Linked DNA regions of Mus musculus: region 2 is linked to region 1. The links are chromatin loops, found by intact Hi-C in ENCODE. Cell type or tissue: heart. All regions are shown on one strand. Each heading gives the region's core, and the rest is flanking DNA. Links, peaks and the distances in the headings are about the cores only.

What was found. Peaks named below come from ENCODE experiments on the same cell type or tissue, not always from the same donor. Only the 100,000 strongest peaks of a DNase experiment are listed, where the experiment ranks them.
Region 2: it touches region 1 in a loop (3-fold over the local background); 2 of 42 quality-filtered maps call a loop at or near these places.

Annotation. Positions count from the first base shown.
Region 1 is chr11:90,175,453-90,191,551 of GRCm38, forward strand. No RefSeq gene overlaps it. Among named protein-coding and RNA genes, the nearest start is that of Gm11494, 40 kb to the left of the region's middle. In heart, for the core only: a CTCF peak has its summit at 8,105 (motif pointing right); no DNase peak of the experiment used is centred there; H3K27me3 peaks cover 147 bases.
Region 2 is chr11:90,410,547-90,426,645 of GRCm38, forward strand. No RefSeq gene overlaps it. Among named protein-coding and RNA genes, the nearest start is that of Hlf, 28 kb to the left of the region's middle. In heart, for the core only: no CTCF peak of the experiment used is centred there; DNase peaks (open chromatin) are centred at 6,705 and 7,535; H3K4me3 peaks cover 1,081 bases; H3K27ac peaks cover 1,067 bases; H3K27me3 peaks cover 264 bases.

The DNA of each region.
Region 1 (16,099 bases), core at 4,370-12,369:
TTGAGGATGACAGGAGAGAAACAGCCAGACCTACCTGTTCAGAGCCTTAGTGCCCTTGTGAGAGAATGTTGGATCTGGCTGAGGTAATGTGAGAAGCCACTTTAAGGTTTTGAGCAAAAGAACAATATGGTCGAGCTTTTAGAGGCTCACTCAAGGTTATTGTGGGGGGAGGGGGCAGAAGGAGAGTTGAGCAGATTGTCTACTTGCAGTAGTTATTCGGGAGGTACCAGAGGCCTGGCACAACCCTGAAGCAGGAAGATGGTAGGAGACGTTTGGAGTGTTAGGGTATTTTGAGTGCGGAGCCATTGGGATTCTGTTTCTCCAGATGGCATTTGTGCCCGCCTCTGGGTTGCCTTCGGCATCCTGGCAATTAGCACTGTCAAAATCTCAGTTACATCTGAGCATTCTCCATATCTCAGAGCCAAGCGTACATCGCAAATCCAGGCGTGTCTTCCCAAGTCCAATCTACAGATCCAAATAAATGAACATTGGCATTACATAAACCCTATTTGGGAAACGGGATGAGGATAAAGAAGGCGTCTCTAACCATCCATACCCTAATCACAGGTTATAAAAAGTCCAAAGGCAAAAGGAAGACAGAATGCCTCCAGATGGTCCGAGACTCAGATAAGGAAATACAGAGCATCATTATGGGTGTGAAGGATTCCTATCCAGAGAGGAGAAAGAGAGCAGAAGCAAAGAACAGGCCCAGGGATGGATAATAACCTGCTGTCCCTAAAACTGGCTGCTTTCATAGTTCAATTGTTCATTGATTTGGTTTTTTGGAAAGGCTTCTTGTCAGTACGTTCCAAGGCAGTATACAAAACCAGGCTCTCTCAGATTCGACGGTAGGAGAAATTGGTTCCATTTCCATGTTTCTTATTTTAGATGGAGCCCACAGCCTAGCTCTCTGCTTCTTTGATTTTGGTTTATGAATTCTAAGACTTTTAAAAATCAAGTTTAACTTTTATTGGGGTGCATTCAAGAGTAACAGCACCTGCCACCAAGGCTGACTACTAGAGCTTGAGTCACACGTGCTAGGAGAAGAGAACCAACTCCCAGATGTTGTCCCATGACTTCCACACAGGTCCTGTGGCATGTGTGCCCCTACAGGCATTCTACAAACAAATAAATAAAATGCTTACATGATAAACATTACTACTACCATTTATTCTTATTAGCATTAGCATTTTTATGGAAAACTGACCGTCCTGTGGACATTGATTCCATCCAAATCATAGAAAACGGAAGCTCACACTTCTACTTTTCTTTATATAGTAGACTGAAAATCTCCCTCCCAGAAGATAGCCACATTCTAATGCCTGGAACCCATGCATGTTGCCCATGCAGACACTGTTAAACCCAGGCTCTTGAGATGGGGAGATTGCACTGGACCATCTGGGTGAGCTAAAACTGCCAACACGTGCAGACTTTACACACAGAAAACAAGACAATGAGAAAATGGAGTCTATATTTGGAATGCCGGCCTTAAAGTGATAAATCACAGACCACGTGAACAGGAGAGCTAGACACGATAGAGGGTGAGCCTGCAATCCCAGCGCTTAGGATGTGGAAGCAGAAGGACTCAGTACAAGACCTCTGCTTCAGCTACTTCAGGAGTCTGAGGCCAGCCTAAGCTACATAAGACCCTGTTAAAAAATACCATCACCACCACCACCACCATCATCATTATCATCATCATCAAGGGAGGGATGGTAGGAAGGGTGGGGAGGCAGGGAGGGAAATGGAAAGGACCCTCTTCCAGAGTGCTAACTCAAGCACAAACTTGCCAATACCTTGACTGGTGGCCAGTGGTATTAATTTTGAACTTCAGACATCTAGTACTGCCTGATATGGTGGTGCACGCCTTTAATCCCAGCACTTGGGAGGCAAAGGCAGGAGAATTTCTGAGTTCAAGGCCAGCCTGGTCTACAGAGTGAGTTCCAGGACAGCCAGGGCTACACAGAGAAACCCTGTCTCAAAACAAACAAACAAACAAACAAAACAAACAAACAAACAAAAAAGACATCTAGTACTGTGAGAGCATGTCTGAGTTCTAACAGCAAAGCTTGTGCTAACATGTTACAGCAGTCGCAGGAAGCTGACATGTCCACTCATGCTACACGAAGCTGGCAGGTCCACACACGCCATAGCTCACTCATTCAGCAGACAAATGCGTCATCCCAACTATCGCTTTTCAACAGTTTCTCTTTTCTCCATCAGATCCTGAGATAGTATGCTACTAACAGACACATGGCCACAGCTATCTGCGAAGTGCCTCTTACTGCCCTTAGCCACCCTCCATCCCTGATGAAATATGTTAGCACTCAGCTCAGTTGGTTCTCTACATTCTTACTTCTTCAACCCACTTGGAAATTTGAAACTTCGTCATACAAACCACTAACTAGCTCAGCTCCAAAGAGGCGTCCTTTGTCCCACCATAGCCATGCACCTTCCCCATGCTCTCAGCCTTGTCACTACCAAGAACTCCAAGCTCTCTATTCCAGCACTGCCTGGTTCCAGCTACCAACCTCTGGTCCTCTCAAGACACTGACTGTCACTCCTTCTCGTAACTCTCTCCTGGCCACACAGGGACCATCATTGCATTAGCCCCACCGTTTATCACACTTCCCAGCCACATGCACACACACACACACACACACACACACACACACACACCCTCCCCACCCACCCAGCTTGGAGGCTTTGATCTACTGTCAGAACTATTCACATCCCAACACTTTCTATGGATGCCCCCCCCGCCACCCCCTCCCCCCCCACACACACATTGTTCTGCTCACCTGATGAGACCTCTAATCTGCCTAACAAACCATCTGCCTGCTTTGAGCTAAGACATCTTGATAAATTCTCAGAGGCGCAGCAGAACTGGATGGCTGACTTCTGTTGAATGCCACTGATCACCAATTAAGAAAATGCCATACAGCCTGATCTTCTCAGTTCAGCTCTCCTCCTCTCTGATGACTCTAGCTTCTGTCAAGCTGACATGCAGCCAGCACACTATAGAAGTGTGGCCCCACTCCTGAATGGGGTCCATCGTTCCACATTGATTCTGAATCTCATCTTTGCCCAAAGATGTTGCTACTATGGGCTTCCCTTTGTCCTTTTATATTGGAATGTTCCCATGGACCCACATGCATGCCTCTCTGTAGTTCATCTTTGAACCAAACAGAATCCCGTGTTCTGAAATCCTTCACAGCTAAAACCCTCCAGGCATCCATAATCTACACTCACTGCCTCAACTGTCTGCTTTAAGTTTCTTTGTCAACTTATTTTGGAGAATTTCCACTCTCACCCCATCCTTCCTCTGGAATACTCTTCAGTTTTTATGAAGACTGTAAAATTACCAACTCTCTAGTCTCATTACCCAACCACTTAGCGTCATTTGCATTTTAAATTACATTTATCTTGTGTTGGGGCACAGCCCATAAAGGTCATACGACAACTCATGCATGTTAGTTCTCTCCTTCTACCCTGAGGGTCCTCGAAATTAAACTCAGATTGTGCCTGCTGACAAATACTTTTACACACTGTGCCATCTCACCAGCCTATCCTTTAGTGAATTGTAACCGACTGGTTCCATACCTTTATTAATTAGAGTCTATTCTCCCTTAATTTTCGTGGTGCTGTGTTCTGGGATTCCTCTTACCCCACCGGTCTCTCCTCTTCCTCATTGTTTACTGATTCTTCTCCTCTCTTGGGCCTCCAAATGAGGCTTCTCTTAGCTTCCTTCAAGACTTCTCATCCAGTTCTGTGATGTGCAGAGTGTTGCATGTTGTTGACTCTGAAGTCTGGGTTTACAGCATCGAGCTTCCCTTAGGATCCATGCTCAATACCTAGATGTCTCCTCGGCATCTCAAACTTAACTCATCCTAAGACGATCTCTTGATACATCTGATCCCTTTCCCACTCCCACTCCCAACTTGTCTACGCGCCACTATATGAGGGTGTCTCATCTCTTGGGCTTGGAGCTATAGATAGTTATAAACCACCATGTGGGTGCTGAGACTTTAGTCCTGGTCCTCTTATGAAAGCAGATGGTACCCTTAACCACTGAGCCATACTACAGCCCACTCTATGAGACTCCTATAGATTAATAATTGTGTATTGGCATAATTACATATCCTTTTCTATCCTATCTCTCAACTTTGCCAACCCAGTCTCATCATGGAGTCTCGAAAACTCTTGGCTATGACCCTTATATTGTCTGGACATATATTCCATTGTAAGTGTCACCAGTATCTTCCATTCGCCCCTCTCTCAGTGACTGCACTTAACTATTCAAAACATTGCTGCTCTGTGTCACATGCAGGGTGGGAATGGGGTAAAGGAAGGAGGAGCATCTTCATAAACCTGCCAGCCTTCCATTACATGGACCAAAGCCTAGCCTTTTCTGTATTCGAATGCTCTCTTGCGTGATTCTAGACTTTCTCTGGATATATGATGGATTGGGGTGGGGCACAGGTTAACATCTGAATGTGTGTCACCTTTTGGGACCCCCTTTAAAGTCTCCTTGCCTTACAAGTAGGAAAGATACTTAATCCTTCAGTCTTCTTGTCTTGTATTTGAGGGCTTAGCGTTCTTAGTCTCTTGCTGCACAACACTGAATTTTTTAAAGGAGCCCCTGCTCTGCCTGTAGTTCCTAATTCTTGGATGTTGGTATAGATGTCTGAAATGTGCAAAGGAATTCAAGAATGATGGATTTGGCTCTTCAAAGCTGAGTATCTCCTAAGAGTCACCACCTTTAGAAATCCTGGATGAGAAAGGGAAAGAAAGTGAACTGCAATAATTCTTGAGAAGGAGAGAAGAGAGGCATGACCCTAGCCTCTTTAAAAAATACTTCCCCCTACAATGTTGTTCACCATCATTTTTATAGGCCTGGGTATTTTTTTCTGTGTCTTCTGAGGAATTTCACCATAAAGTTATAAAAGGCTACATGAACGCTGCCAGGGAGTAGCTATTTTAAACAGAAGGTCTCTATCTTTTATGGAAGTAAATTCCACATACGAGCATTTTCTTTCATCTCTCTTGCTTTGTTCTGCAGCCATACCTGAGAACAGGGAGCCAGGAGCCCAGCAGAGCACCAGGAGGAGCAAGTCTCCAAGTAAAGCTAGGAGGACCCTGAAAAATCTTGTAAACCACGATTCTCTTTGAGCCACATCTGATATCACCTAGAGAGTAAACACATAGTCTGTTCATTCTCTGGGGGTGTTACTTTTTTAAAAGGAAACTCACACACACACACACACACAAAAGATGGTTTAAAGCAGAAATTTCAACCCCTCAGTTGTGGACCGGATGTCTGAAGTCAAGAGGCTGCTTCTTTCTGGAGGTTCAGGGGGAAGCTCTGTCTCCTGTCTCTTCCAGTTTTAGTAATGGCTGGCAATCCTACATGTTCCATGAATTATGCACTCCCATCTCTGCCTCCATCTCTGCATGGCATTTCTGTCTCCCAGTGTCTCTTTGTCCTTCCACTATGCTACTAAGGGTACCAGTGTCAGATTCAGGCAGTCTTATCTAGAAGTACCTCAACTCAGCATACCTTGTTTCCAAATGAGGCGATATTCTGAGGTTCCAGATAGGTGTGAATTTGGGAAGGGGATACCGTTCCACCCAGGGCAGTGAGAGGACTGTGAAATGGTTCAGTGGTAAAATGTAACAGTATTTCTCCAGAGGCTGCCAGAGGGCCACATGGGCATTTACAGGGATAAAGAGCTGGAAGAGCTGGAAGTTGTCTTCAGTGATATCGTTTGAGAATGCAGATTAGTGACATTGTTTGGCACTGCCACTATTGCACTAGTTGCTACTGCAGAGGTCCTTAATCTGTAGGTAGAGTCCCTTTTGAGGGGGGCAAGTGACCCTTGCACAGGGTTCGCCTAAGACCACTGAATAATATGTTTGCCTTATGATTCATCACTAGCAATATTACAGTTATGAAGTAGCAATGAAAATAATGTCACGGCTGGGAGTCACCACAACATGAAGAACTGTATGAAAGGGCCACAGCATCAGGAAGGCTGAGAACCACTGCTCTGCAGAGTGTAACCTTTGATTTTCCACTCAAGTTAGAAACATCAGCACAAAAAGCTCTAGACTAAGAGTCACAGAGTCCTTCCTTGAGAAGGGCGTGGCACGTGGTCCACCCAGCACCCTCCAGGGGATGGCCCCACACCCACAAACATGTGGGCAGCACAAGTTAGACTTACGTGTTATTCTTTTGATGAGGATATGAAGTTAAAAGATATTGATGGGTGGAAGATGGGTCTGGAAGGAACTAGGGACAAGAGGCAATTGAATATCATCCTAAAGGTTCACCCATGAATACAATTCTCAAACAATTCACAAAAACTTAATATGGAGAGTCAGTTTTCTTTAATGATGGGGCACGTGGTGTGTCAGCCACACTCCAGAGCAGGCCCCATGCTCAAGAGTAGTTGTGAAACACAAAGGGACTTGATGAGACAAAGAGGGAGGGGAGGAGGGGAGGAGAGAGAGAGGGAGAGAAAAACACAAAGTTGGTTGGGGCTGATTTGGGAGGAGTTGAGAGAGTGGTAGATGTGATCAAAATACATTTATGAAATTCTCAAAGAATTAATAAAATATTATTTTAAAAATATTCTATATTATGATATAATAAAGAATAACACACACACACACACACACACACACACATATATATATATATATATATATATATATATATATATATATATATAATCTCACCTTATGGTAGAGGATGTAGCTCAGAGGTAGAGTATTTGCCTAGTATGCACAAGGCCGTGGGTTCAAACACCAGCACATCCAAAAAAAGGGAAAAAAAGAAAGGAAAGCAAAGAACTCTTCTAGTCTTCCTTCTGTCATTTACTGTTTGGCCTGAAAACATTACTTTGTTGAACCTAAATGTCCTTGTCTGACTTATGTTTCTATTGTAGTGAAGAGACACCACGACCATGGCAACTCTTATAAAGGACAACATTTAATTGGGACTGTCTTAAAGTTTCAGAGGTTCAGTCCACTATTGTCAAGGCGGAAAACATGGTGGCATGCCAGCAGACATGGTGCTGGAGAAGGAGCTGAGAGTTCTACATTTTGATCTGAAGGCAGCAGGAAATGAACTGGCTGAGACCTCAAAGCTCACCCCCATGGTGACAGACTTCCTCCAGCAAGGCCACACCTATTCCAACAAAGCCACACCTACTCCAACAAGGTCACTCTTCCTAACAGCACCATTTCTTATGGGACAAGCATTCAAACAGGTGAGTCTATGTGGGTCATTCCTATTCAAACCGCCACAATCTTCAACTAAAAAAATAATGAAATCTCCCATAATTTTTGTAGGTTTATGATATTTTTGCCTCTGACATTTTAAAAAATTAACCTTGGACTTTTAGGACATAGGGAACTCTGTACTTAATACCAGGAATAAGTTCCCATCCAACATTTAAAATACAAAAGATTATTTTGGTATTTTAAACATCAGACTCTGGTTACCTTGAAATGCAATAGTGTTGCAACATTGTAGAGTGCATATTTCTCAAGAAATGTTCTTGGTACACAGTCAAAATGGACTCTAGTACAAATATATGTGAATACAAGTGAGAACTGATGGGGTACCTCTCTTATGGGTTATAAATGTCTCCCTCCCGAGTATAGAGTATCTATAGAGATATTTGATCCCTATTTTAGGCAGTAGGGAGAGACAAGGGAAGAGAAAGGAGTGGGGGAGGAGGAAGAGGAGGAAGGAAGAGGAGACAGAGAAGAGAATTGGGAAATAAAGTGCCACCCCTTCTCTAAGCTTCAGTTTTCCTAAATTCAGGGAATAAGTCTCAAATGGTGGGACCGAGGTTCACCCTTCCCCCAAGCTCTGCAACACCGCATGTGTGCCACAGTCACACAAATCAAATGCAAAGCTCCCCAGCATCTGCCAGCATGGTAAGTGTGCAGTTAATGTTCACAGCGAATGAAGGAACTCGTACATCCTGACCACCCTGAGGGGTTGTTTGGAAATGCAGCAGCTTGTTACTAGTATTTACAGTCCCCTTTTCTGCCAGCCACCATCCTTGACCTATTGCCAAGTTGTTTTTCTTTATTCAGTCACCACTAGATGGCACAAAAGGAAAAGGCTTCATACAATGAAAGAAGACAAGCCCAAAGGACAAGGTGACCACAATGTGAAGAAGAAGAAGAAGAAGAAGAAGAAGAAGAAGAAGAAGAAGAAGAAGAAGGAGAAGGAGAAGGAGAAGGAGAAGGAGAAGGAGAAGGAGAAGGAGAAGGAGAAGGAGGAGAAGGAGGAGAAGGAGGAGAAGAAGGAGAAGAAGGAGAAGAAGGAGAAGAAGGAGAAGAAGGAGAAGAAGGAGAAGAAGGAGAAGAAGGAGAAGAAGGAGAAGAAGGAGAAGAAGGAGAAGAAGGAGAAGAAGGAGAAGAAGGAGAAGAAGGAGAAGAAGGAGAAGAAGGAGAAGAAGGAGAAGAAGGAGAAGAAGGAGAAGAAGGAGAAGAAGGAGAAGAAGGAGAAGAAGGAGAAGAAGGAGAAGGAGAAGAAGGAGAAGAAGAAGAAGAAGAAGAAGAAGAAGAAGAAGAAGAAGAAGAAGAAGAAGAAGAAAGAGGAAGAGGAAGAGGAAGGAGAAGAAGGAGAAAGCAGGCATCTTAGTATTGATTAAATAAAAGAGATAGGCTTCATCTTCATTTCACCTTGGACATTACAAGAAGCAGACCTACGAGGGAAAAGCTGGTCAGAAAATGAAGTTTAAGCAGAGACAGAGCAATCACACAACAATAACAACAGGAACAAATGTCTGTGCTGATGGTGCTAAAAACCTGAGGCCAAGAGAGGTAATCAATAATCTTAATCCAAATATTAATAGGACACCAAGAGAAAAGTCGTCACAATTACATTGATGAGTGAAGGGAAGCCAGGCCAGATTTACCATCATGAATCGAGGTTATCACTAAAGGAACCTGGAACCTATAGGGCAACCCCAACTTACAAGAGCAAAGTAGCCACTTTAATTAATATGGACCATAGTACTAGGAGTCTTCATTCACACTCAGTTTTCACACTTATTTATGTATCTGGTTAAAGGTGCCAAAATGTCCCGTATTATTCCATGGTGATGCCAGGGCCTCGGAGGTGCAAGGTAACTACAAAAGTTAAGATACTAGAGTTCAGTGAGAGCAAAGAAGGTGAGGGTGTGGTGTAGACTGCAGCCTTTTAAGCCTGGCCCCAGCCTGTGATTGGCAGACTCAAGACAATTCCACTTACTGGGGTCCTGTGCTCAAGAAGAAATTTCCTGATTGCAAATGGATTTTTCTATAGATCTGCCTTCAAGAGGAAAGCAAGGCATGGTTCTCCCACAGTGAGACACAGGAGCTCAATAGATTGACACTCTATTTATAACACCTGTCTCCTAGGAGCTTGGTAAACAGGAAGTGTTGCCAAGAAAAGGATTTCCTCTTGACCAAATTAATTCTCCAAATCTATCGAGCAGTTGTTGGACTATGTATTGAACACATCCTGGGTTATCTCTTGGCTGATATTCAAGGCCCATTCAAACATTCTGCTTTCTTATTCTTCCGACCGAATACTAACCAGACCCAACCCTGCTTGGCTTCCAAGACTAGAAAGAGACTGGGCACGTTCAAAGCAATATGGCCATAGACTTTGCTTTCATAGTTTATGCTGAAGACTCCGTATACTTACATAGCAAAATTATCCATGAAGAGTCCTATTAATGCAGACTCCAAGATTCAAGTCTCAAAGATCTTCGCCAGGTCAGCCTGGGTATGATACAGGCATTGCACTAATAAGAAGCTCAATGGAGTCCAAGAAGGATGGCCCCATATGTACAACCTATGAGGAACACTCATTCTGAGTCCAGAACCACTAAGCCATAGAATATTTTATTTGGAAAAAGATCTCCTAAAGATTAAGCAGTGGTTCTCACCCTTCCTAATGGTATCACCCCTTAATACAATTCCTCATAATATGGTGACCCCCAACCATAAGATTATTTATGTTGCTACCTCATAAATATAATCTTGCTACTGTTATGAATTACAATGTAAATATCTGATATGCGGGATATCTGATATGGGACCAGAGAACCACTCCTCTAAAGCATTGCTGAATCCTCGGGTTCCTGTGGAAGTTCTTCACAAATGGGTGCTGCAAGAAGTTGCTCACTAGAGCTTAATAATGCTAAATCAAAAATGAAACAAAAAAAAAAAAAAAACCTGCCAACCTCAACCTCTGGATGCATCAGCCTTTAACTAGGCGCATCAAGAGACTGCCATTATCATTAGGGAAATGGCCATTGATGTCCTGTATGACCAAAAATACACATACTAAAACCAAGGAAAGGAAATAAATTGTGGGAAGTTCTTAATTAGCTTTTTATCATAGTATCCAAATGCCTTGCAGAAGCAGCTTCAGGAAGGACTCCTTTCGGGTGGTGGATTGGGAGGGAACAGTGCATCACGGCAAGGAAGGTGTAGTAGAGCAGAGAAGGCCATGCCATGGTCCAGGAAGCAGAGAACGGTGAAATACTAACCTTGCGCTCTTCTCTCCTTTTCTCTGTCCAGACTACTAGCCTGTTGGGTGGCACCACCCATATTTAATGTAAGTCTCCCTCCTGGGTTGATCTTCTCTAGAAATGCTCTTATAGACAGACACACCCCTAGATGAGCTCCACTAATCAACTAGGTGATTCTAAATCCAGGCAAGTTAATAATGAAGATTTGCTGTGACAGGGACCCAATACAAATAATTTCAAAATGACAACAACGGAGCTTTCTAGGAAGAGGCTTGAGCATCTGTGTCAGTCATAAGGAAGAGAAGCCGGGTAATTATGGGACAGGACTTCAAGTGAGGTAGGAAAATTTATAAATAAAGGAATAACTTATTCTAGTCCATATATAAATGTATTCCTAACCTCTATCTTTTACATTTTAAGCCTTATTTTTAATTATATATACATGTGTATGCCTGTGTGTGAAAACGTACACACAAGTACACGTGCCCTCAAAGCCAGAGGCACTACATCTCCCTGAGCTTCAATTACAGGCAGTTGTGAGTCACTCAGCATGGGTGTTGGGAACTGAACTCAGTTCTTCTTCAAGAGCAACAAGTGCCCTAACTGTGGAGCCATGACTCCAGCCCACCCCATTACCCTTAAATGATGCTTTGTGCAATGAACTGTTTAATATCTGTTCTCTCTCCAGAACTATGAAACAATTCCATTCATGAAGATCAGGAAACCTAGGAGCTGTTTCAGAAGGATATTTAGACTGACAAGTGAAAAGAAAAAAAATATGAAGGATGGTGATATCTAAATTATCTTCCCATTGCTCTGACAAACGCTATGACCAAGGCAGATTATAAAACACAATATTTAATTGAGCTAACGTTTTCCAGGGATCAGAATCCGTGATGGCGATGCACCAGCATCAGGAATTGCTATGGCATCTGGGACACTTAAAAGTCACATCCTGAGCCACAAGCAAGAGGTGGATAAATAAATAAATAAATAAATAAATAAATAAATAAATAAATAAATAAGGTGGACAGAGGCACACTTGGAATGTCTTGACTCTTTTGAAACTTTAAAACCCACTCCCAGTGATTCACCTCTTCATACAAGGCCACACACCTCCAGTCCTTCCCAAGCAGTTCTACCAAAAGAAGACCAATTATTCAAACACAGGCCTCTGTGGGGACCATTCTTATTCAAACCACCACAGCAAATCTACCTACTGGGCACTGTTACTTAACTCCTGATTGAAAAACAAAAACAAAAGCAAAAACAAAAACAAAAATAAAACAAACAAGAAAACAATGCTGATGCAAATCCCCAAGGCGTGGCACCCCATATCACTCCATAACTCACATTAAGCTTTCATGAGGTAAAGGCCAGCAATGGGACACATGTCATGGCTTTCTGACAATCCAGGTTAGTGGCTATGCCCTCATTAGCAACACTTTTGCTCAAATCTATCTCTCTCTCTCTCTCTCTCTCTTTCTCTCTCTCTCTCTCTCTCTCTCTCTCTCTCTCTCTCTCTCTCTCTCTCTCTCTCCTCATTCCCTCTCCATCTCCCTCCCACACTCCTCTCTCCAGTGTCAGTGGCTAAGGTATTAACCGAAAGAGCTTAAGTTATTAAACTGAGCAGCTCTAATCCCCGAGGTTTCCCGGAGCAGTGGAGATTACTGTATTTTTATTCCAGAGTCAATGTAGCCCTTGTGTTTACTCCCTGCGATGTCCAAACTGACCCCAAATGCCTTTCTCTAGACACGCTTCCCCACTGTGGGAGAGGGGATGGAGTTCTACCTGGAGATCGACCCTGTCACCTTGAACCTCATCATCCTGGTCGCAAGCTACGTCATCTTGCTCTTGGTGTTCCTCGTCTCCTGTGTGCTGTATGACTGCCGGGGCAAGGATCCCAGTAAGGAGTATGCGCCGGAGAGCACACTGAATGCCCAGCCTTCCATCCGAGTGGTGGTAACTCAGCACAGTGCTCATGCATCCCACTGGGCAAGGGGACCCAGCCTTCACTTGAAGGATCCTGCTCCGTTAGGGAAGAAAAGCACGGTGGTGTGAGACTGGGGAACGGACACTGGGTAGAGACCAACAAATGCAGCAGAAAACAACTGTCCCCACTGTGGCTCCTGTGCTCTCCAAATACATGGACATCCTGATTGGCTGAGGAAACAGAGGCTCTGTCTTACTATCTGCGCTCTGGTCACTCTCCTTGTGAATAAAACAACTGTTTAAGGTAAGACACTCTAAAGGCTCAGCACGCAACACTTGTTCTCCAAATGCGAGATCTCAGCACTCATGTTTCAGAGTGAGGCTGGTTACTAGGACCTTCAAGCTCCGAGGGGTGGACGTTGAATAAGGTTTAAAAGACACGTAGGGTGGATAAGGTGTGTGTATAATACATAATGAAACTAATTCAAGTCTATACAACGTCGTTATTTTTAAGGAATCACGCCTACGCACACAGACTTCAGGGTATTATGTCTCTGTGTGTGACGGCCCATCACATTCCATTTCTCTTCCAATACAAGCTGTGCGGCCAAGGCCAGATTGACCTACCTCTTCATACCTCAGGTCTAGTGATGAGGTCAACTGAAAATTTCAGTTTCTGATGAATCCGTTCTCTAAAAGTATTTGAGGTAACGTTTAACACTTAGTCCTGCTGCGATGAACATCAGCCCAGTTTATATGTGTACTTTCTCGTCAGAAAGTTTCGTCTCTTGTGACTGGAAAGAGCTCATTCAGAAAAGCACTGCCTACAAGAGCAGGGGACCTGTGTTCCCATCCCAAGCACTGATGTGAAAGATGGGTGTGGTACCATGGGCCTGGAACCCCAAAGACAGGAGGACCCCTGGGACGTGATCACCTGCTCTAGCAGGACTCAGGGAGCTCCAGGGTCAGGCTCAGTGAGAGACCCTGTCTCAGACAATAAAGTGGAGACTAATAAAAGCAGCTATCCAACCTTTCACCTCCACATCCATGTTCATACGCATGCGTACATATCCACACATGCATAAATACATGCACAGACACAAGAAGTTTTACCACTAGCCTTAAACACTGGCTTGATATAATATAAACATTGCAGATTCATTGAAAAAATTCTGAGATCGCAAAACTTCTTATTTTAATCCCCCAAAAGTGTGCCCACTATGTTCTTGCTCCTTGGTTTGTTGTTGTTGACTAATAAAGTTTTTTCTCCTGCTCATTCATTCACCTGTTTCTACAAACTTACGTCATTATCTCCATCGTACATTCAAGTACCATGACTCCTCTCCCTTACAGCTCTGCTTGGCGACTTGCTGAGCTTTTCTTCCCATGTGCATCTCTCTGTGTGGAATTCAAAGTGTGCCATGAGTCTCCTACCCTCCGACCTTTGCTATCTAATGGGCGGAAGAAGACCCAAACAGTGAAGTTCAGAGAGCATTGTGGGTGCTCTGCCAGGGTCCCTACAGGTTGCAGAAATGCAGATGCATTTGCTCAGTGCTGATTGGCTAACCTCATCTACTCCGCCATCAAAGAGAAGGTGATTCACCTTGTAAGATAAATGGCTATTTTCCTAGTGGATGAAAGCTTGTCGGGAATACAGGAGATAGAATTTTGCATATAAGGAGTGTCAAAAACAAGCTTAGAAGCAAAAAAATGATAGACTCCATGGACTATGAAAGTTTGAAGTCTTTTAAAACTGTGAAAAAAAAGTGAAATTGAATTATAGTTTCTGCGAGAGAAAAGGGAAAAGGAGAGCCTGGCCCAGTCTGCCCAGCTGGCTTCTAACCTGAGTCATGTTTTGTCTTTACAGTTTTGTCTTTATAAGTAGCTATAACAATTATGAAGGCAGAATGGTTCTTTACATACATGTTTTGAAAATAATGTTGAAAATCTGCAGAATTTTTTAATGCATGGTCAAATAACAATCTCCACTCCTGAAAATGTAAGGTATGACAGGATAACATAGAAAATTAGCACACTGCTTCTAGAAATTTCTCTTTCCATACTAATGTCCTTCTTTCTTCACCCTAAGTCAGTGAATGCAAAATATATCACTGGAGAAAAAGTTAGGGAGCAGACAAAAATTAATGTTAGTGATATTAGTTAAACAATATTAATTAGTTTAGCTTTTGAGAGACATAAATGTTCAACTCATCTAATAAAAGTGTCAATAATATGTTCTTAATTAAGAATATGAAGTAAGGATTCACTCAAAAGTAGTCACATGAAATCCTTGCAGTTATGTTTCAATCCCATAATTGAAGCAATTCTGTAAGGAAAAGGTAGATGCTAGAAAGACAGCTGAGGGCTTTAAGGTTCTTCTTGGAACCAAAGTTCAGTGCCAAACTCTCATGTTGGCTGGCTTACAAATGTCTTTGACCTCAGCCCCAGAGGATCTAACAGTCTGTTCTAACTTCAGAGAGCTTCTGAGTGTGCACACTCACACATGCCCACACACACACACACACACACACACACACACACACACACATGCACAAGTACGCACGTGAGCATGTGCGCACACACATAAATAAATGATGGATTTTTTTTTTTTTTTTGGTTTTTCAAGACAGGTTTCTCTGTGTAGCCCTGACTGTCCTGGAACTCAAGAAAACTAACAGAAATGGAGAAAAGTATAATATAAGAAAAATAAAACTATAATAGTAATAATAATAATAACAATAGTAATAATAACTACCACCATGAAAGAAAACAAAAACAGAAGACAAGGGGAAACAAGGAAACCAGAAAATTAGCTGTAGGCAAGCTAAGATTGCAATGGGTGGTATTGTACTATTCAAGCCCCCAACTCCCAGGTAAGATGATTTGTAGTATATTCAATTTGTGTTCTCTAAACAGAAACCAATTTCAGGATTTAAAGATGTTTTTCTATCTCTAAGCCTCTTGCCGACTTGCTGGTCTGTATGGTGTGGCTACAAGTCAGTACTGTAGATCACGTGATTATAAAGAAGGTAGGTCCCTTGACTCATGATCCTGCAGATTGCAAAGTGCAAGAATCCTTGTGGTGCTGGCGTCTGGTCCCAGTCGTGCTGTGACATCACAGCATGGCAGAGGATGTGGCCCATACAAGACTGCTAGCTCGGGTCTCTCTTTTCTTTTTCTTTTTTTTTTCTTTTTTAAAGGCAAGCTAACTTTATTTGGTCATCACAACCCTTGGACTTTTAGAGTGCTAAGAGCACTGACCTGAGCAGCTTCTGCAAATGATCAGCATGTTCAGAAGTCACAGTGACCAAAACCCACTGTGAATATCCGTATGCAAGATACGAAACAAAAACAAACAAACAAGCGAAACACCCTACCTCCAAGTATCCGTGCTATGTGATGGCCATGTTTCCGTCATGATGCCAGTAGCTCCTTGGTAAAATGTCCCACTCTCAGTTAAGCCTAAGTAGCTACCCAAAGGTGGCACCTTCACATACCATTAACATAAAAATTCAGAGATAAATTTCCGACACATGAACTTGGGCGCCTCCCCATGCAGCCCCCAGGCTCAAACCACAGCCTTCAGGAAGGAAGGAGCCAAGGAAGAACTGTTATTCTTC
Region 2 (16,099 bases), core at 3,869-11,868, 230 kb after region 1:
ACTCTCACCCCAGTTGCCTGGAAGTCAGTAGCTTTTGGATGAAGATGTAGAACTCTCAGCTCTGCCTGCGCCATGACAGCCTGGATGCTGCCATGCACCCACCTTGATGATAATGGATTGAACCTCTGAGCCTGTAAGCCAGCGCAATCAAATGCTGTTTTTATAAGACTTGCCTTGGTCATGGTGTCTGTTCACAGCAGTAAAACCCTAACTAAGACAGAAGTTGGTACTGGGAGTGGGGAATTGCTGTGATAGGTCTGACCATGCTTTTATTTGAAAGAATATGGATTTTGGGACTTTGGATTTGGAACTCAGTGGAATGCTTTAAATGGGGCTTAATGGGTCATCCTCATAGGAATATGGAAGACTTTGTTGCTGGGAGTGATTTGAACTGTGTTGACCTGGCCCAAGAGATTTCAAAGGAGAAGAATTTCAATATGTGGCATTTCATGGTATTTTGGTGAAGAATGTGGCTACTTTTTGCCCTTGTCTGAAAAGTCTGTCTGAGACTAAAGTGAAGAGACTCAAGAGTATTTGCATTCTCAAAGGAAGTTTCAAGAAAGCCCAGCAGAGACTTTATTCTCTGGTTAAGTCTTATGAAGAGAAGTTTGAACAAGCATAGCAAGCTTAGAAAGGAAAAATATAAAATATATGGTTTAAGTATTAAAGGAGTACCAGGAAGTGAAATGGAGCAAAATCCTGTGTTCTAGGAGATAACAGATTAAGGGAGTGGGACCTTGGGGCAAGATCCTACCCAGCTAAATTTAGATCCAGGCATGGTAGTACACACCTTTAATCCCAGGAGACAAGCATGCTGATCTCTGTTTTCAAGGTCAATCTGCAGAGCAAGATCCAGGATAGCCAAGCTTAGGCAGTGAAGGATTTGGAAAACAGAAAGCCAGTGACAATGTAATAGTACAAGCGGGTCCTGTTCTAATTCCTGTAAGCAGCAGAACTTGGCAGCTTCAGCCATGTGGCTCTGGCTCTAGAGTTAAGAATGGAAGGAACTACTGGGACAATTGATGCTAGTTAGCTGGAGCTAAGACATTAGCAATGATTAAGAAGAGACCAGCATCACTGAGTTGAAATCTGAGAGTTGTTTTCTGGGAGCACAAAGAAGCTGTGTTCCAGAGATAGCCAAGGTTGTACCTCCCGCTACAGCTGGACTTGGTAATGTGTAAGAATCACCCAGGTGTTACTGGTTTTGAAGGCATGAAGGTGTAATGAAGAACAGCTGAGGCTTGGCACTGTGAGAAGTCATGGAAGGCCATTGGAGAAGGTATAGAAGGTATAGCCTCAGCTGTAGTTGATGGCCCAGGACTGAAGTGGTCCTGCAAAGGATTTGAGGCTTGGCACCATGATGAGAGCCCATGAGAGGCTATTGATGAAGCCTAATTGGAGTGGAACACCCCAGTGTATTGGATGATCACCAAGAACAGTAGCCATAGTGGAGTGGATCAACCTGAGCTTAGAGTGCTACAGAGGGCAGAGCTGGAGAAGTGAATTCAGCCCTTAGGAGGAGTCCAAAAGATCAAGTGGAATCCCAAACACTGAAACATGAAGCTGCAACATTAAAATTGCCTTGAAGATTCAAAGATGTTAAAGATGACAGAGCCATCGGGTACATGCTGAGGAAAGCTGCTAACAGGGAGTGGAACCAGCCCAAGAGAAAGCAGTTTGTTGCAGTCAACAGAGATAAAAAAGGAGTGTAGATCTGAAGACTGCTTTGACATCATCCATGGAGGTGCAAAGTTTGGAGTTTGCCCAGTTGGTTCCCTGCCTTGCTTTGGGGATTACAGTCAATTAGTTGCATGAATCTCAGAAGAGACCTTGAACTTTGGACTTTTAACATTGTTATGAGGACTTTGAAAGTTGGGCTAAATGCACTTGCATTGTGCTATGTTTAAGTATGGCCCCTATAGACTCATGTTTTTGAACAAGTCTATGGGGACCAGGGAGTGGAATGTGATGGTTTGTATATTCTTGGACCAGGGAGTAGCACCATCTGGAGGTGTGGCCTTGATGGAATAGGTGTGACCTGGTTGGAATAGGTGTGTCACTGTGGGTATGGGTTTAAGACTCTCATTCCAGTTGCCTGGAAGTCAGTCTTCCACTAGCAGTCTTTGGATGAAGACGTAGAACTCTCAGCTCTGCCTGTGCCATGACAGCCTGGATGCTGCCATGCTCCCACCTTGATGATAATGGACTGAACCTCTGAACCTGTAAGCTAGCCCCAATTAAATGTTGTTTTTATAAGACTTGCCTTGGTCATGGTGTCTGTTCACAGCAGTAAAACCCTAACTAAGACAGAAGTTGAAAGAGTGGTATAGAAAGGGTAGGAGAAAGAAGATTCCACAGCTACACCATCAGATCCACAAAGATAAGAGGTTTGGACCATTTCATTCTCGGAGACACACACAGTCTGCATGAATATGGGACATGGTGGTGGTGGGAGTGCTTCTTGGCCACTTGCATGCTGGGAGAGGGTTTGGGAAATAATACAAGAGGCACTTATTAACAAAGCTCAACAGAGAAAACAAAATGCTTTCTTTTTATTCAATACTATGACGAATGGGTCAACATTGGAGACCATGAATACCTATGGCTTCATTTCCTGTGAAGAGAGATTGAATGGAAGTGATGTCTGTGTCACACAGGTCATCCTTACAACTTACTCAATTCAACAGCCAATCTCAAAATGTAAGCCAAGCTCTTAGTCCTTTTGAGTATGCTACCTTACCGAACTTAGAAGCCGCACACAAATAACTGTTTAGCCACGCTCAGAACGGAGAGCCCACTGCTCAATAAAATACCAGCAGTCTGGCCAAGAAGTGTTAAGTCAGAAAGGACAAAATGGAATCACAAGTTCTATGGCATCCATAGAGCAGCAATCGAGGAGTAAGACACTGGGGTGTCCTTTCCATTTGCTCTCCTGACACCCAACAGGAATTGCTCTTTGAGAAAACATTTAGTGTTTGTAGGCTGGCCAAAACTTCACGTGCTGTTTGGTTTTTTTTTCTGGATCTATTCTCAGATGAGGCCTTTCTAAGTTCACTCTCTCTTCTGTCTCCAAACCCTAACAGAAGGTAGAGAAGGTAGTTAAGATACGGTCTGTGTCTGACAACAAACAGCACATCTTATATTCTTAATATCTTGCTAGATGTTATAAGCTGAACTGTGTTGTTCAACTTATATGGTCAAGTCTTACAACATTGCGTGACCATATTCCCAGGGAGACATGGGAATATTTACTGAGCCCCAGACAGGGAATTAATAGTAGACCAATTTAAGGACAATATGAATGGCCATTTTGATGAGCCAGTGTGTTCTATGGGGGTTACATACAGGAGTATGTATGAGGGTTACTTACAGAAATGACTAGAAGACAGCTGGATTACTAAGGCCCACCCCAACATGGTGATACTTCATGAAAGCTAGGCAACCTGCAGGCAGGTCAACAGGTTGGGGAGTGCCTTTCCTGACAGCTCAATTGGTCTGAGCCTTTTCCAGGAGGCTTGGCTAATTGATCTCTCTTTCTTCTAGGTAGTTCCTCCTTACAGCTTGGCTGCTCTGGGAGAGTCTCTCAGAAGTCCTTGCTGCTCATCTGTGGTTGAGGAAGGAGGAAACCCATGAATCTGGAGAGTTTCAATGGCTTCAGAGCACTTTGTTCTAACTGCCCCCAGGAAAATATGGGTACGCTGTACATAGCCTTCATCTGCATGGAGGGAAACTTTATCATGTTCATGCTCAGAAAGAAAAAGCCAGTATTATTATTCAGTTGACATGTAGACCAGGGCACGGCATCAGGGTGACTTTGTGGGTAATAAATAACAACAACAAAAATATCCTACAGATGGAAACAATAAATAGTATGTGTTTGACTCAACCATCTGTGAGTGTAGTCTGATGGAGGAGTGGCCTTCTCCACCCCTGCTTATTAGGTCAGTGGCTGGGCTGTCCTCCCCACCAGAGCAGGAAAATGGCATAAAGGACTATCCATGCTTCTTTGGCTGGCCTCAGTCACAGACAAAGTACAGGGCTAAAGGAAGCCCCGGAACGTTGCTGCCTTAGCCAGCCATTGTAAACGAAGCAGCAGCAACATGAGCAGAAATTCACTGGACACTACTGTATGCGTCAAGCCAGCCTTTTCTAAGAGCTGTTGCTGCATTCCTTCCAAATCCTCATATGGAGAACAATGATGTGTGAGGAGAGATGGGAACTGTGGAGACAACTTAATGGTCCACCGACAGATAAAGGGATAGGAAAGATGTGGTCTGAGCATCTGGTAGGATAACTCAGTAACATGTAACAAGAAGGAAAATCTTCCATGTGAGAGGACACAGATGAGTTGAGGACGTCACACTCAATGAAATGAGTTACTCTCAGAAAGGCGCCAACTTCCCGGCTCCACATCTACAAAGCATCTACAACGGTATAGAATCTGACCGGAGCTGGTAACCAATGAACATGGAGTTTTAGGTAAATGAGATAGGTAATCTCCAGAGAGCTGTCTTAGAACCCTATGCAATGGGGAATGCACTGTAAAACTTAACATTTCCTATAACTGATGAATTTTATGTCAAGGGTCGATTTTATTTTTATGACAATAAAAAATAAAAATAATTAAAGAAAAAAAAACCTAGAAAGAAATAGAGTGATAGGCACTACCCTGCCATACTGACTCAGGTTGTCCACGGCAACCCCTGAGTCTGAGGGGAGGTAGATCTCCCTACCCACTCTGAAAGCACAGGATGGATGGATAAACAAGATGTAGAACTGACGTTAGGAAAATGTCCATAATGTGGACCACAGCCTGAAGCTACTCCCATTTTCCTTAATAGTGCAGGATGTTGCAGGCAGAAATCACACATTCAACGGCATGTGGCTCCTTCAGTGGCATTGTTATCTTCTGTCACAAAGGTCTCTATGTAGCACTGGCTGTCCCAGAATCCACTCTGTAGATCAGGTTGTCTTTGAACTCGTCAAGATCAGCTTGCCTCTGCCTCCTCTACTGGGACTAAAGGTGTGTGCTCCAAATGTTCTTTGAATGCCATAATATTTTCTCTTTGTCCAGGGACATGGCAGGCATGCCTGGGTTTGGAGATTATCAGATGCCTGCCCAGCCTTCTTCTAGTACATTGCCTAGATGCCTCGGGGTCCACTGTAGCATCCCTAACATTTGTAGTGAAAAGTTAAAACAAATCTGGAGTGTTCTCTGAGTGTTCCTGTGCTAAAGGTTTGATTGACAGCCTGAGGTGCTATTACCATGGACTAGAAAGGAGTCAGGTCTTGGTTGTGTGTCCTTGAAGGGCTCTGGGAAATCGTATTTCTTCCTTTTGCTTTCCAAACTTAGGTCCTAACCCTAACCAGCTGTGTGAGGAGAACAGTATCCCCCTCGGGCACCCCTAACCTTAAGGTACTATTTTTTGTTTGTTTGCTTTTGTTTTCTGGGACAGGGATTCTCTATGTAACCCTGGCTGTCCTGGAACTCACTCTGTAGACCAGGCTGACCTCGAACTCAGAAATTCGCCTGCCTCTGCTTCCCGAGTGCTGGGATTAAAGGCGTGTGCTACCACTGCCTGGCTTAAGGTACTCTCTTGCCACATGCCAGCAAGTCCAAGTGACCATGCATCTGAAACTTTGGAGATGGCAAGCCACAAATAGAAATTTTTCCTTTTAAGTTGATTCTCTGCAAAAATTTGTCACAGCAATAGAGCGCTAACACATCTTGTCACTTGTTGTGACTTGGGGGGAATCTGTCATCTCTGTTATTCTTGATTCACAACAAGGAGTTCATTCTACTTGCACCCCCTTTCCAGCCCCCCAGTCATAATTCCCAGTATGGATTAAATGAACTGATCAGACATTTTTTTCATTTTCCAAACTTAAGCCTGATTAGCCTTGCGGTAGCTCACAGAACTTAGAAATGCCTGCATTGTGATTTATGGCATTCTTATAAACCTCACTAGCTCTAGTGGATTTTTAATAAATAACTGGCAAGTTACCACTTGAATGCTATCTTATATCTTACAATAATTTAATGCTAATGTGTAAGAGTTAACAGTAATACTCAATATTTGCTATTTTGGTACTACTTAAGAAAATATTTGATAGTATCTATCAAAAAAAAAAAATAGCCGGGCGGTGGTGGCGCACGCCTTTAGTCCCAGCACTTGGGAGGCAGAGGCAGGCAGATTTCTGAATTCAAGGCCAGCCTGGTCTACAAAGTGAGTTCCAGGACAGCCAGGGCTATACATAGGGCCGAGGAGGTAGCTTAATGGTCTACTCCTTGTTTACTTAGTATAAGTACCAGGTTCCATCCTCAGTTCTGAAAAGGTCACAAGAAAGTTGCATGTATTTTTCATGGCAATCTGACTCACAGGAGTTTCCTAAGACCAAGGAGAGAAACACCATGGCCACGGACATTCTTTTATAGCCAGCTTAGAATCACAATCACAAAAAGAATATACATTTCAGCCATGCGCATGGCTAAGACAATTCTAGTAAAAACTCCCCAGGGAAATATTATGCAACCATTAGTAGTTCTCTTTGTTTGGAACACTTTCCCACCCCCTCTGCCTAGCGTCTCTGCCAGCTCACTCCCACTTAAGCCTTCAGAACTCAGGGTACCCACCCCTGCACTTGGACGCCCCTCTTCCCCTACTTACATAACTCCTGGGCACACCTCAGTCAAGAGATTTATATAGCCTGCTGCATGGTAACCCATTGATTTGGCCTGTCAGTCTCTCTTCTGGATCGCACTCATTGAGACAGAGGTAGCATGCAACAAGTTCAAAGTCAGAGGGAGAAGGCGAGGGAGGAGGGGGTTGACTGGGAGGAGAGCAGTGAGCAGGATGCAAAGTGAATACGTAAAACATAAAATAATAATAATAAATCAGAGAGGGGGCACAGGAAGCAATTACTTCGAATGCGTACCATTTGGCTTCAGCTGTCTAAGAACTGGGTTCACAGCCCATATCCACCCCTGTCACAACCCTTTCTGCCCATCACCCCACTTCTTCCACAACCTCCTATAGAAAGGGGAAAGTGTGCTTTGGAATGGGAGTTTTCTGAGGTTAGTGGGTGGAAGATTAGAAAGGGGGACTGTGAGACATTCCTGCAAAATTCCATTAACCTCCTTTGTATTTTCTTTCAAACTTTGTTTACCCGAACATAGGAGTTGCCCTCAGGTACTGGGGCAAAGGATTGCAAAAGGGTCCTTGAAACTGTTTTCACTTCAGGGTGACCCAGGTTTGCTCTTTCCTTGCAAACGGTGTTGTAGATGGAGACCAGTGGAGTCAGCCTGCCTGTGACATGCGTTCCCAGGCCACTTTCCTCCCCACTCCAATTTCAAGCTCTGCTCCTAGTCACATCGCCCGGCGTTCGCTTCTGCCCGCCCGACTCCCGATCAAGAGCTCTGAAGGGAGGATAACCTACAAATCCTCCCGCGGCTGGCCCGCCCCTGCCCGCGCCCGCCCGCTCCCGGCCCCATCACGTTGACTGCCGAGCGCATCTCGGCTGCGCCCAGGCGGGGAGGCGCCGAGGGTAGCTAAGGGGAGCGGGTCACGTGAGAGGAGGAGCCTGACCTACTTTCAGTGGCGGGAGGCGCATGCGTACTGGGCTCCTGCGCTCCGGGCGGGAGGCTCACGTGGAATCGCACGTGCCCGGGCGTCCGGGACAGGGCTGCACAGCCCAGGGGCTGCACTGCAGGAGGAGCGGGTGCAGATCGCGGGGTGCGCGGGTGCTGCTTTGGTCAACGTGGATCTGAAGTTTGCAGCGTCAGATTCAGCTCTTCAGACTTCAAGGACTTTTAGGAGTTTCAACAGCCCTTGGAAATCTGTAACTCGGAATTTATCCTGGGAATTGAGGCCCCCCTAGAAGCATCATAACGCCGCAGCCAAGGCAAGGGGGTAAAATAACCTAAATGCCTGAGACAGCGTCACATCAACGAGCTCAGTTCATGGAAACGAGGAAGATGGTTGGACCACACTTGGAAAGAGCAATAACTGGGAAATAGCTCTGTAGACATCCAGGCAGGAAAATCCTCAAGATATATTTATGTGCTTTTAATCCTTTTTAGGGAGTAGGCGGGCAGCAGTTTGACACTGTAGCACAACACATGGCCTCAAATTAGTGGCAATTCTGCCTCAACCTCCTGAGTGCTCAGATTATAGACCACCACTCCTGGCTCCATTAAGCGACCGTTGTTTTTTCATTATGCGACTAAAAAAAAAAAACCCAACAACTATAAACAGTGTATAAAATGTTAGCACTTGTATGAAAGATTACACCCACATGAACTCCTCAACACCCCTCCCAGAACCCACTAACTCTAGAAAGGTAGAGAAAAGATTTGGGAGGCTGAGAACAGAGGTTTAGTGACTACCAGTGCTGGAGTAACTTAAATTTTGTACCTTATAGGACTAGCTTGCTTTTAGCATTTAAAGAACCTGAACAGTTTAACTGTATTGGGTGCGCAGTTTTGGGGTTTTATGTGAACCATTTTCATCTCCTTAACAATATCTGCTTCATTGCCAGCTCCTCTCAGCTCGGGTCTGAATGGCTATAAAGCATTCTGATAATCTGCACGCGAAGTTTTGAGCTCCTGAGTTAAACTACCTGAGTGTCTCAACACCTTTGAGAGCCTCCCAAGTTGGGCCTATGGGGTGGGGTTGTGGGGAGGGGCATTACCCAGGGATTCCCAGAGATATATATTTGCATAATAAAGCTGTTTCCCACCTGCTATTAGCATTCACTCTCCCAATGACTCTGCTGAGTCGTTAGTAAAGAGGATTTTAAGTTTTGTGGTTACTCTGTACTGGCTGGGGTTGTCTGCAAAGAACAGAAAATAGACCAAGCAAGACCTCTGATGAGGAAGCTGCAGAACTAAAACACATAGTAAAACAGCCATCCTGGGTAGTTTGAGTTATCAGCAAAGCAGTGCAGGGTAGTTAGGGTTCCTGTTACCCATCAGCCAGAGCTTTCAGCGGCTCCAGCCATGACACATTTTCTGCACTGTTTCTTTCCAGAGGCATCAAGCCTTCCCCGTACTCATTGGCTTGAGCTATGGCTAATGTGCACGTCTGAACCCTCCGCAGGACACATGAGTAGGACCTGTTCTGATTCATTTGGATTAATGTACTAGCCCCTGAACTTTGGGAGACGGAGAGAAGACAGACCAAAGATAGGAGAGGTGGGCAGACGGCCGCTGTGTCCCTCACACTACTACTGCTATTCCAGGAGCGGTGGGATGAACTGAAGGACAACGTGTGTCCTTCTGCACATTGGCAGCCAGCGTATTTGCTGTACGCTTCTCCAGTTTAGCATCAGAACAGAAGAACTCCTCTGCTACTGAAAGCACCACCACAGACAGGAGAAATCAGCATTGCTGATTTGACAGAATTCTAAAAAAAGGAAGTCTGCAGACACCACGGTAGAGATGCGGTTTCCTTGATCTACCCGTACAGTAAGCAGCCAGTACCTACTATATGTAGAAGGACAAACACTTTTGGAAAATAAAAGATCGGGACAAAACAAACAAGGAGACAAACAAGAAGCCCAAAAGACATCCATGACCAAGTCCCCAAACTCAAAGGGAGTACAGTCAAGTAGATAGCTCTTGGCAAACAGTAAAGGATTGTAGACAGCAAGCGGCTAAGAGCCACTGTAGAAGCGACTGCCGTGTGGCATATGTTCAGAGCACAGGCAGAGACTGGCTGAAGAAGACAGTCAGTGGGTGTGGGTCCTGAAGGCAACTCCAAGACCATAGTACACTGAGGGCATCCTAAGTGTGACCCGACGGCTAGAGACTCAGCCCCTTTTCTTTGTATGTTTTTTCTTTTCTTTCTTTCAAAAGTCTTTCTTATCCATGGTGTTATTCTCTATTGCAAGCCTTGCTTTCTGAGCTGTCAACACACATGTGGATTTATGTGGATGATCTGGAAAGCTGTCCGTTTGATAATCAGGCATGTGTGTGTAAGGATTTGTGAGTCTGGGACGGGATTCTCCAGCAATTGGTCTCTCACCAAGATCAAGCCTTGCAGAGAAAGTGGTTTTGATAGTCCATCTTCGTTATCATCTAACTGGATTTGGAATCACCTAGGAGATACACCTATGGGTGTGTCTTCAAGGGTGTTTCCAGAGAAGTTTTATTGAGGAGATGAGACACACCCCTCCCATCACCACCAATGTTTTCTGTATTGTTCCATAGGCTGGAATTCTAGACTGAATAGAAAGGGGAAAGGGGAGGGGGTAGAGGAGAAAGGGACAAGGGAGGGAGGGGAGGGGAGGAAGGGGGAGGGGAGGGGGAAGAGGAAAGGGAGAAGGGAAGGAGGACAGGGAGAGGGAAGTGGGGTAGGAGGTGGAGAGAGAGACAGGGAGAGGGAGAGGTAGTGATCTGAATGTCCGCATTCATCTTTGTTTCCTGGCTGGGGACACTGTGTGACTGGCCACCCCATGCTCTTGCCACCACTATTTTCCTTTCATGATGGACTGTGTTCCTTCAAGCCCAAATAAACCACAACCTCTGTCTGTCTGTCTGTCTGTCTCTCCCTCTCTCTGTGTGTATGTGTGTGTTTATGAGTATGTATATGCATGAGTGTGCACTCCCACACAGTAGTCACCGGAGAACACTGGGTGTCCTGCTCTATTACTCTCTGCCTTATCCCCTTGAGGCAAGATCTCTCACTGAACCTGGAGCTAGGCTGGCAGCCAGCAAGCCCCAGAGATCCTCCTGTCCCCACCTCACCATTGATACCTTAAGTGTTAGAATTATGGCTACACTTGGCTTTAAAAAATTAAGATTGACCAGGCGTGGTGGCGCACACTTTTAATCCCAGCACTTGGGAGGCAGAGGCAGGCAGATTTCTGAGTTTGAGGCCAGCCTGGTCTACAAAGTGAGTTCCAGGTCAGCCAGGGCTATACAGAGAAACCCTGTCTCAAAAAACCAAAAACAACAACAGCAACAAAAATTTGAGATTGATTTATCTTTAATTTTGTGTATGGATATTTTGCTTTTGTGTATGTTGGTGTGCCATGTACATGCAGTACCTTCAAAAGAGTACTTCAAAAGACCTCCAGAAGAGGGCGTCAGACCTCCCTGGAACTGGAATTATAGATGATAGCTAGCTGCCATGTGGGTGCTGGGCATCAAAGCTTGGTCCTCTGCAAGAGCAACCAGGCTCTTAAACAATGAGCCATCTCTCCAGTCCCCAGACTTGACTTTTTATGTGGGTGATCGGGATTCAAACCTAGGTTTTTATGATTATGCTTATGTAGTGACAGCTCTTGCCCAATGGGGAAATTCTTTTTGCATTCCCTGTAAGCTATGGCTTCCTGCGTTGGTGATGCATTAGCTATGCTGTCATTGTTCTCAGACGTCAAGCTACTGATGTGCATAAGTCAGGACAGATCAGGGTAAGTCCCAGTAACAAAGAAACACACATCCTAGTGGTTGAAAGAGTAAAGACGTATTTCTTGTTCATTACTGGGTGACGCTCCATCTCATCTTTGTTCTTGGTTGGGGACTGAGATGGGCGGCTCAGCTATCCTTTGTTCTAGTGAAACAGCGAAAATAGAGTTCAAAGGACCAGCAAAAGCAATGAACTGCTTTAGCTTAGAGATGACTCTTTGCTGCCTCCACGATGCTTTGCCTAGAACTCCTCGCATGGCCTCAGTCAAAGAGAGAGCGTAAGTGTAATTGTATCTGATGCCAGGAAAAGGCTCCGGGATTCTGGCAAGCAACTTTAACTGTGTGTCCTTTGCCACAGGCAGCTCAACAAAGTCTGACTTCCATGGCAAGTTGAAATCCCAGAAAACATATTGATGGTAGGAATAACAACAACATATTGTATTCACTCAACACATGCCAGAATAGGGCTAGACACCTCTAAACACTTTCCCTATGACCACTGAGACTGAGTTGATAACAGGCTGTTAGAGGGTAGAGAAGAGTGCAGTTGCTCTGTCAGGAATGAGGACTTAGAGTCATGTAGGTTTATTATTAGCAAAAACATTAACTTTATTTTACAAACCAGCCTTAAAAAGTGGTATGTATTGATTTTAGATATGCATTGTCTAAAGTCTGGCTTTGGTACCTAAGGGAACAATGAAGGTATTCATTTAGGAACATGAATAAATCTGTAGGAGCTAGTTTTGTGTCCTGCACTGTCCATAGTGATATTAGTTACTCTGTCAATTCATGCACAGCATGTTATCTCAGGCTTCCTTCATCCCAAATAGCTGGAAGCTCTCGAGGGAAACAATAATGACTTCTGCATCTACATTGATTCAGGAGTGATCCCCAGAGAACGATACCAGAATGTGATGTGCTATGTAGAATTCCATCAAAGGGACAGATGGAAAAGTGTGTGTGTGTGTGTGTGTGTGTGTGTGTGTGTGTGTGTGTGTATGTGGGGGGGGGGGAGGGAGAGGGAGAGACAGAGAGACAAAGACAGAACAGGTAATTCTCTATGTGTTTTTCCCTTGCTGTCTCTATACCTGACCCTGATACTCATCTGAGAATCTCTCTTCTACAGCCATTTCACAGCCTCTTCCAGGAATCACTTACCAAAATATATTTGAGCAACTAATGGTGATTTGGGAAAATGTCTCATGAACTGAACATCAAAATGAGACATTAGCTCCCATTTCTGAGTGTATGGTGTGACAAACACCGTGTCAAACATTCTTCATACCTTATTCTACGCATCCTCCACAGAACCCAGCATCAGCAAGCAGAGAGGTCCTGCAGCAGGACTGTGCTTAGCCTTTAGGAAATGAGAGGGCTATGGCGCTTGCAGCTCACAGAACAGAGGAGAGAGGCAATGAAGTAGGTGATGTGCGGTGGGGCTGGTACAGATAAGGTAGGGCTTGCTAATCTGTTGAAGGATAGGGTTTCAATGACGATGGGTGTTGGGAGGGTGGTGAGCCAAGGACTAACCTGATGTAGGATCCAGATTATATCATCTCTGCCAGTAGAATAGGCTGGAGAGAGGAGATCGGGGCTGTTAAAGGGAGATGAGATAGGTGAGTGCTGAAGCCATCCTGGGGAAAGCTGGCAGAGCTCACTCTGGAGCAGTGGTTATCAACCAAACAATTCTTTTCCTTTGCAAAACAGTTGGCAATGTCTAGACATGGTTTGGTTTTGCAGAACTTAGGGGGAAAGGGGTGTTTTAGTTGGGGTTTTACTGCTGTGAAGAGACACCATGACCACTACAACTTCTATAAAGGAAAACATTGGGGCTGGCTTACATTCTCAGAGGTTTAATCCGCTATCATGATGGCAGGGAGCATTGCAGCATGTGGGCAGACAGGGTGCTGGAAAAGGGGTTGAGGGTTTTACATCTTGATCTGCAGGCAGCAGAAGCAGACTGTGCCACTCTGGCCATAGCTTGAGCATAAGAGAACTCAAAGCCTGTCCCCATGGTGATGCATGACCTCCAACAAGGCCACACCCCCTAGTAGTGCCACTCACAGTGGGCCAAGCATTCAAACATATGAGTCTATTGGGGGTGGGGGAGCATTTTTATTCAAACCACCACAGAGAGATTGGTATGTGTTCCTCGTGAGTGGATACATATGAGAGATGCTGCCTCACAGTGTATGGCTGCCTCCCTTTAAAAAGAATTATCCAGCCTGAACGTCATTAGAGCTGAGGCAGAACAACTAGTACAGAGTGGTAACTGGTAGTAGTAGGGAGGGATGACCAGTCTCTAAGCAGGTTTTAAAGGTAGAGGCCACGGGATCCCTCAATCAGCTTCAGAGACACAAAGAGGGGCAGGGTGGCTTCCAGTCTGTAATAAGAGCATGAAGAAGAGAAGCGTTCGAGATGGGGAGGAACGGAACACAGGAGCAAAGCCGGGGCCTCAGCTTTGAAGACATTAACCCTCATCAGGGCTTTGCTCCAATCCCTAGGGCTCTCCTTCCATCTTGCCAGTGAAAAAATGCATAGCTAATCCAAAGCAGGGAGCCCCCATGGTCCAGATGTTTCTGGTTAACTCTGCACTGCATGGCCTGCACCTCCTGCTGCTTTGCTGCCTGCCTGCGCTTCATACTGTTACTTAATAGGTGTCAGGATGCCATCTCCATGCCTGTGTGTCATTGTTCTTTGCTTGTACTCCACCCTCCCTTAGCTTTTTTGTCCCCTTCTGGTAGCTCCCTTCCTGACTCCAACTGTCCCCTCTTCTGGTGTATATGTCATCTTGGAAGGGGACTGGAATGGGCTCTTCATTGGAATCACCATGGAAACCCTTTGCACAGCTCTGAGGCCTGCTGAGAAGCCAGTTCCTCTGCTGAGATCCTTATCACCAGGTGAGCCGCCCTTCTAGAAATGAGGAGAGCCCAGGACTGGGCAGGTTATGTTGCTGTTGTGTTGTCATGGTATGATGTTACCGTGTAGTATGTCTTGTTATCTTCATTTTAAAATGTTATTTATAAGTGAGGATGTTTTGCCTGTGTAAATGTCCCTTACAATCATGCCTGGTGCCTATGGAGGATGTATGAGGGAGTTAAGTCCCCTGGGACTGGAGTGACAGATGCTTGTGAGCCACAGATATTGGTACTGAGTGCCAAAGCCTGGTCCCCGGAAAGAGCAGAGACTCCTAACCACCGAGCTGACTGTTCTGACTCGTGTCATTTGTAAAGAGAAAGACGGGAGAAATGATGATAGCTTGAATCTGTGATAGAAGAGAACAAACAAACACTCAAAGCACTCCTCCTATCTGATAGAAGGGACAGAGCAAATTCAGTGGAGAACAAAGACGTCGGTGGACTGGAGTGGCACTTGGCAGGGTTTCAGCCAAGTCCAGCTGGCTGTTGTAGATGGCAAAGGAGGAGACTGTCTGGTAAGCCATGGGAAAGACACGTGCTTCATATTTCTCTGGCCAAGACAGCAGCACCCAGAACCTGAACATTCTCAGTCATTCACTCATAGTCATTGAGTGCTCTCCATGGACCATGGAGTGCTCACCATGGACCACGGAGTGCTCTCCATGGACCACGGAGTGCTCTCCATGGACCACTGAGTGCTCTCCATGGACCACTGAGTGCTCACCATGGACCACTGAGTGCTCTCCATGGACCACTGAGTGCTCTCCATGGACCACTGAGTGCTCACCATGGACCACTGAGTGCTCACCATGGACCACTGAGTGCTCACCATGGACCACTGAGTGCTCTCCATGGACCACGGAGTGCTCTCCATGGACCACTGAGTGCTCTCCATGGACCACTGAGTGCTCTCCATGGACCACTGAGTGCTCACCATGGACCACGGAGTGCTCTCCATGGACCACTGAGTGCTCACCATGGACCACTGAGTGCTCTCCAATGGACCACGGAGTGCTCAGCATGGACCACTGAGTGCTCTCCATGGACCACTGAGTGCTCACCATGGACCACGGAGTGCTCGCCATGACTCCATCACCACGTCGGCTGCCTGTGATGCAGAGAAGGGGTACTGCCCTGTCCGGCTGCCAGACAGCACAGTGATGATGTACAAACATGCACCACTAGTTTAGGTGCAGAGACAGGTGGAATTTAATGCTTCGATAGAAGTGGATGGAGAGCAGCGCATACCTCCTGAGCGGCACCAACTACATAAGAGAGACGATAACTTTGGTCTAGCCACCGTGCTGAGAAGCGAGAATGCAGAGATTAACAAAACTGAATCCCTGCCCTTAAGCAGCAACTCAACCCAAAAGCCCTGAGGATGTCTGGGTGTGGCAGATCTCTTGTGTACAAAGACAACCTCATCCCTAGGTAGACTTCTGGCTTTTCCCAGGATGCTTTGCTTCCCTGGGACAGCTCCTTGTTGGGACATCACTGATGTATCTGCCTTGGGAAATCAGGAACTCTGGTTAGAACTGCATAGAAGCTCTCCGTTCAATGGCCTTCAAAGGAAGGCAGCATGGTTTACATCATCCTGAGCCTCAGTCACAGCGGCAGGTGTTCACTTACTTTATTGGTCTTCATTTTCAAACAAGATTTCAGTAAATGATGGCCTAAAGCTGGAAATAGCTTGGGAAGCCCAAATATTATCGCTGTAGACAAGATTTCTGAAAGAGAGAAATGGTTTTTGAGGATATCACACCCAGAAAGC